Linked DNA regions of Homo sapiens: region 1 is linked to region 2. A link is a contact called in ENCODE Hi-C or POLR2A ChIA-PET data. All regions are on one chromosome and are shown on one strand. The core of a region is the stretch at or near the end of the contact, and the rest is flanking DNA. Distances in the headings are between cores, read along the strand shown.

Region 1 (3,537 bases), core at 96-2,595, 79 kb after region 2:
CTAGGAAACCACCTTTAGAGGCGCCACCGAAAGTTGCTGTGGTGAACACCACTTAATGTCCTGCACACCAACCAGGCATCACAGCAGTAAAGGAGACAAAACCACCTGATCCAGGAAGTGAAACTTGTTTGCTAGTGGAGTCCCACCTGTGCCCTCTACTGACAAAACTTAATTGTGGCAGCTGGCAAAGGAGAAATGGTTTCAGGGGCCAGAGAGAAGGGTAGATTTGAGGCTAACTGGCATACCTTTCTAGTTAATACCATAACTCTTTCTTTTGACCCTTTAAAAATCTGCCTTCTTTATTTGAGTCTTGAACTATACCTGTTTATGTGCTCTGTCCCTTTGCTTCAGAAATACAGACTTTAAATGTAACTTGGGCCCTTTTTTAAGGTATTTCATATGCATACATTGCTAATCAACCTCTCTTTGATGAGAGTCACTTACAATAGCAGTTCCTCTATCAAGAAATCATTCAAATCTATTATAATACTAAAGTACCTATTACTTGTTTATAATATGTAGAATAATCTACATAACCTAGTATACATAAGTATGTATTATATATGCATATAATAGATACATAGATACAGGAAAAATTTGTAATTACAAATGTCTTACAAAAGAAAAATTATGTCAACTGACTAAATAGTTTCTTACAGAGTAGTATGATTTTTTTAAAAAAGTCCCCAGTTGCTAAAATATCAACTTTTCCTTGATAAATTTGATTTTTATTAATTTGGCTAAATGTGTATTTTTTTCCTAGTCTTAAAAAAATTGGCACAATAGCTTATGCCTGTAATCCCAACACTTTGGGAGGCTGAGGTAGCAGGATAGCTTGAGCCCAGGAGTTGGAGACCAGCCTGGTTAACATAGTGAGACCTCATCTCTACAAAAACTTTAAAAAGTACTCAAGCATGGTGGCACATACCTGTAACCCAGTTACTCAGGAGGCTGAGGCAGGAGGATTGCTTGAGCCTAGGTCAGGGCTTCAGTGATGTATTCGTGCCACTGCACTCAAGCCTGGGTGACAGAATGAGACCCTGTGTCAAAAAAAGAAGAGAAAAAAGTAAAATTAAAAAAAATACTTCAAATTGTTGCATAAAGGGAAAAGTAAGAACTAGATTAATTACAGATAGAGCTGTTCTTATCTATGCTTCTTTTTTTCTCCAGATGTCCTTGCTCCACAGTATCCATGGCAGTCAAATGACATGTCGATGAATATGTTACCACCAAATCATAGTAGTGACTTTTTGTTGGAACCTCCTGGGCATAATAAAGAAAATGAAGATGATGTAGAGATTATGTCAACGGACTCCTCAAGCAGTAGTAGTGAGTCTGATTGAAAAACCTTAAAAGACAATATACAGAATTGAATACTGTAGAATTCTGTTTCTTTAACAGTAGCAGGGAAATGTAAACTACAGGTGACAAAAAATACCCAGGTAAACACTGGCTTTGGTAGAATTGTGCAGTCATTAAAAGTCAAAATTTTTTGACTTTCTTTTTAAAGCCAAAGACCATAGTTTTAGTTTTAAGCCACTAGGTAGATATTTAGGGGAATAGTCAAAATTTACTGTTGAAAAAGCAGTTGCTATGTGCTTTCTTACCCTGTTCTGTTCCAGTTTTGCTGGATTTGTACATAGCCATTCTAGAAATAGAGTTGAGGGAAATTATCCATATACATATCACTAATAGGCTTCTTGGAATTATTTAGAAAAGCATTTTTAAACTGGCAGTGGATGACTGAATAGGCATCATATTTCTTTTTGTGTGTCATTTAAAAGTAACAAAAACTGCCATTTGACAGTAAAGGCTCTTGGCTTCTGTTGGAGGCATGGGAAATTGTCTCAATTTGTACAGTTTGTAATTGTAATTTTTGTAAATAAATTTGTTTGTACATTGTATGCTTTTTTTTTAGTTTAAATATACTGTCAGTGTAGGTAGGAAATTATTTCTGTAAATCCAGTTGCATTTTATAATACTTGAGTGACTAACTGAATTGAAACCTATTACAATTAATAGGGTTCTCAAAGGCCTATTCCTATTAGAAGAAATAATTTTTTTTAATAATTGAAAAAATTTACCACAGCCTTGTCTGATTTTAAGAATAGATTGTGTGAAGATTTAGAATGGAAAGCAACCATTTCTTCCCTTCACCTTCCTCTTCTTACAGTTCCCCAGGAGTCATTTTTAACCACTTTTAATTTCTGTTGGTAACCTCTGTGTTTAGGTAATATGCTTATACAACTATTTCTTGATGTATCAGTTTTAGACAATGTATCTTCTGATTTCAAAGGTAATACAACATTTAATGTGAAACATTTAGTGAATACAGTAAAGGAGAAAATAAAATTGTTAGCATTCTACCCAGAGATAATATCAATTCATATTGTAGTGTAGATTTTTTTAAAGTTCACATACACTTTTTTGTAAAATGAGAATAATGTTTATTTCCTGAGATACTGCTGTATTTTTTAATTGCTAATCTGTATTCTTCAAATGAACTGAGAATTCCATTTTTCCATCATTTTTTCCTTTTGATTATTTTCGATCTCTAGAAAAATTGGAAAATAGGAGATTAATCTTATATTTTCACCATCTAGAATTAAGGACATACAATGTTTGAATGTCTTTCCCTCCAGGGTTATTTTTAGGAATGGACTAACACAATATCTAATTTTAACCTTGCCTTGTCCGTATACTAGGAATATTGATCCATGTGTATACATTCTTGAAAGATTTACTTTAATGGCTAAAATTTTATTGTGGTATGTGCCATAATGTAACTGCCTGTTTTTATCACCAAATCTTTAGGGTAGATTCAAAAGGATTGTGTTTTTCAAATTCTTTAATACTGTATTAGTTTTCAGTTGCTGCCGTAACAAATTACCACAAACTTGGCTCAAAACAACACAAATTTATCTTAGTTTTGTACATCACAAATGTGAAGTGGGTCTCACCTAAAATCAAGGTGTGAGCAGGGCTGCATTCCTTCCTGGAGGCCATAGGGGAGAATCTGTCCCCTGTGTCTTCCAGGTTTTAGAGGCCGCCCTTGGTCCTGCTCCAGGCCCCTGGTTGGTGAGTGTTTCTCATTCTGCATTACTGTGATGCTCTTCTGCCTACCTGTCCCATATTTAAAGGATCCTGTGATCATTCTGAGCCCACTGGATAACCCAGAATAATCTTCTTATTTAAAGTGAGATGATTAGCAACCTTTATTCTGTTTGCAACCTTAATTCTTCCTTGCCATGTAACAAAACAACATTCATAGGTTCTGTAGATTGGGATTTAGACATCTTTGGGGAAAGGGGGTCATTATCCAGCCTATCAGAAATAATCCAAACTTTTCCCCTGAAAATTACACAAATATACATTCTATCAGTACTAAGTCAATATCATAAGTCTATATATTTCTGAATTTTTTTTTTTTTGGAGACGGAGTCTTGCTCTGTCACCCAGCCTGGAGTGCAGTGGCTCTATCTCGGCTCACTGCAAGCTCCACCTCCTGGGTTCACGCCATTCTCCTGCCTTAGCCTC
Region 2 (3,416 bases), core at 558-3,057:
GAGTCACTGCCCCCGGCCGATTCCCTTTTAAATACATGTTTGCATAAATATATTGAAAGCTATGAGTAAACATTTTCATTATTTTGGAATGGTAGAATTATGAATTCATTTTTATTTTCTTCTTTTTTGCTTATCTATATTTTCTATAATGAATATCTATGCATATAATAGTAAAGTTCAAGTTATATTAAAAGTGAGGGGAGGCCAGGCATGTTGGCTTATACTTGTGATCCCAGCACCTTGGGAGGCTGAGGCAGGAGGATCATTTGAGAGCAGCCTGCGCAACTTAGAGAGCTCTCCATCTCAAAAAATAATAATAATAATAAATTAATAAAATAGAAAGGAAAGGACAGAGTCAGAGGAAGAAAAATATGGAGTTGGGAGGAGAGCACAATGTTTTTTGAGGCACATGATGATCCAGATAATCTGTTGAACTATACATTTCCCAGAGTTAATTGACTGATCTTTGCATTCAGTAGCCATTTGACTACTATGTTCAGTGTTTTAGGGATTCTAATTTTTTTTTTTTTTTGAGATGGAGTCTGGCTCTGTCGCCCAGGCTGAAGTACAGTGGCGCGATCTTGGCTCACTGCAACCTCTGCCTCCCGGGTTCAAGCAATTCCCCTGCCTCAGCCTCCCGAGTAGCTGGGATTACAGGCACCCGCCACCACACTGGGCTAATTTTTGTATTTTAGTAAAGACGGAGCTTCACCATGTTGGTCAGGATGGTCTCGAACTCCTGACCTCATGATCCGCCCGCCTCGGCTTCCCAAAGTGCTGGGATTACAGGCGTGAACCACTGCACCTGGCCTTTAGGGGTTCTAATTCTTGTATCTTTAGAATTGTATTTTTAAACCAAAGGTGCACATGGGAATCAGCAGGGAAACTTTTTCAAAATGTCCTTGCTAGTGTTTTAGAATTTTGCTCCTGGTTTAGCTAAAACCAGGTTCTTGTCACATGACCAAGAAAATTAGGCACGTGGACACATTGAAGGGTGAATAGAGCAGGATTTTATTGGGTGAAAAGGGAAAAATGAAAAAAAACCTCAGCAAAGCGAAAACAGGCTCCCCACTTCACAGATTGAATCCCAGGGCTCCTCCCCCTGCCTGTGACTCCACCCTGCTCCCCCAGGGCTCATGTGGGCATGCTCAGACAAGGCCCTGGGCAAGTTCCTTCGTCTGCACAAAAACATCTGATGTAAACACCTGTGGGGAGGGTTAGAGATTCTCCGGGGACCCCTTTTTATCTGCCTTGGCGTTTGGCTGTCTCATTAGGGCCTTACCCTCAGAAGTTCTGATTCAGAATGCCTCGGTAGGGTCTGAGTAGGAGTCTTTCAAAAACCTTGTCTAAGTGTTTGGATATTCATCGTGGTGGAAAATTCCATGGTGTTTAAGATGATCCACTGAGGTACTCAAGGAAAATATTAGAACTTCTAATTTTATTTTCTATTGCATCCTCTAAAAAAATCTCTACTTATTTGGATGTTAGTATTGTACTGATATTGATATGACATGTATAACCTGCAAATAAATACATTTACATATTTGAGGGTATGCTGAAATGTTTTTCTTATAAGGATGTACAATCAAAAAATTAGGAAACAACTAATGGCTTCAGAAGATTCATTATAAGTGGGATAACTCGTGTGCAACTGAATTGAAAACTCTTCTCTGGGCTGAGGTAACAATAACCTAAGAAATTTCACACAACGGATGATGACTCATTGTGACCTACTTCATTTCCTGCTTATAGCTGTATTATTTTTTATTGGTCTTGTGTCACAATTTGTGGGTACATTACCTTCTCCATGTCAGCCACAGCTGTCTCCTTTGTAAATATACATGCACATACATGCAGATACATGCAGATATGACAGAGCTCAGCACTTGGGAACCACTCAAAGCCTTAAAGGCTGATCATTATTTTGCAGTTTTTACATGCTATACTCTCATAGCTGCTTTGAAAAAAATGAACTAGATTATCTTAAAAAGCAAAACAATTCTTGCCAGGCACTTGGCTCACGCCTGTAATCCCAGCACCTTGGGAGGCTGAGGTGGGCGGATCACAAGGTCAAGAGTTTGAGACCAGCCTGACCAACATAATGAAACCCCGTCTCTACTAAAAATACAAAAATTAGCTGGGTGTGGTGGCACACACCTGTAATCCCAGCTACTCAGGAGGCTGAAGCAGGAGAATCGAAGCAGGAGAATCGCTTGAACCCGGCAGGGGGAAGTTGCAGTAAGCTGAGATTGCGCCATTGCACTCCAGCCTGGGTAACAGAGAGAAACTCCATCTCAAAAAAAAAAAAAAAAAAAAATGTGAAACAATTTGCGATAATTAATAGTTTGTAACTAAAACATTGATTAAACAATAAAACAACAGAAAAAATTAAAGAGTGATAAGTAAATCTCCCAACTTCCAGGTGCAGATGGAGAACAAAACACACACACAGACACACACATCTGGCCTTCAGGGTTGCTATTGAGAAGTCTGATGCCATTCTGATTTGTCATCCTTTAGGTAGGACTTGTTTGCTCCTCCTCTTTGGAAGCCTGTAGCATCTGTTCTTTGTCCTCACTGTTTTGAGCTATCACACTGGTGTGCCTTAGTGTGGGTCTATTCTCTTTGTGCTGGCATTTGGCATTTTTTATCTTTCTGATAAAAAGGGAAGAAATGATAGCAACAACATTTTTTTTCAACTCCCCATAGCAACAATATTTTGAAAGCTAGAAAGTAAGAAGTGTGGCCAACAATACAACAGACCTAGGAAAACTGAATCCTAAGTCAGCAGTGAGGAAATTTGAGAAACCAACCAGAATCCCACAAAGGCTCAGGAATTGGCAGCGCCAGGTTCCTGGAAGTGATGTGGGGCCTCCTAAAACTAGGAGTGGTTCAAAGTCTGTTTAGGAAGCAGTTTGACTCTCAGGTCCCTCCCCTCTCTGCACAACCAGGCCGGTAGCCTGTCCGCACCGCAGAGTCTATAACAGAAGGTCCACAGATAGGAGGACACTGGGCAGAGATGAGGGCTGGGTGCTGTGCTGGAAACCGAGAAATTAAGTGGACAGACACTGAGACCCACTGCTCTTTCCCCAGTGAGCTCCCATGATGTGGTGGCCAGAATTATATCCTTTGAGCATGAGCCCGGAAGAGTCTTCTAAGGGGAATTTGATCTCCCCAAGAGTGAAAATTTAAAGGCAGTGCTGTGTGGGTCCTTTAGCCAGATAACCCAGCCAGAACGTGTCGTGGAGCCTCTGGCCAACAAGGCCCTATTGGTTCAAAATATCTACTCAGCTTTTTAGCTCCATTCTTAAATATTAACAGATAATCAAGGTTTAACAGGCACTGAGGAAAACCTCTCACATGAAAAACAGAGACCAAGATGAATAGGAAAAAGCAACTTCAAGGAAAGAGAGACT

Evidence for each region. Hi-C counts contacts between places; a loop is a spot of excess contacts on that map. ChIA-PET counts read pairs that join two places held with the same protein, here RNA polymerase II (POLR2A). Pooled maps may share reads with other maps.
Region 1: a map with no recorded cell type shows a loop between it and region 2 (4-fold over the local background). The contact joins the promoter of MED4-AS1 here to the enhancer-like site in region 2. A Hi-C loop is called at or near these places in 1 of 37 single-sample maps with no recorded cell type and 1 of 50 pooled maps. POLR2A ChIA-PET finds 5 or more read pairs at or near these places in 1 of 52 experiments (HEK293).

What each region holds. Positions count from the first base shown.
Region 1 is chr13:48,074,945-48,078,481 of GRCh38, reverse strand. It overlaps MED4-AS1 (MED4 antisense RNA 1), which reads right to left and starts at 1,345. Exons shown (of 3, transcript NR_046511.1): 1 at 1,131-1,345; 2 at 929-1,040. MED4 (mediator complex subunit 4) reads left to right here. Exons shown (of 7, transcript NM_014166.4): 7 at 1,171-2,758. The coding sequence ends at 1,343.
Region 2 is chr13:48,154,407-48,157,822 of GRCh38, reverse strand. The region is part of intron 4 of LOC105370198 (a long non-coding RNA gene); the gene reads left to right. Among named protein-coding and RNA genes, the nearest start is that of MED4, 61 kb to the right of the region's middle. RefSeq lists an enhancer at 1,089-1,208. Within about 2 kb of position 1,807, at least 15 of the 41 ENCODE cell types and tissues checked have a DNase peak (open chromatin) inside an H3K27ac peak, as active enhancers do.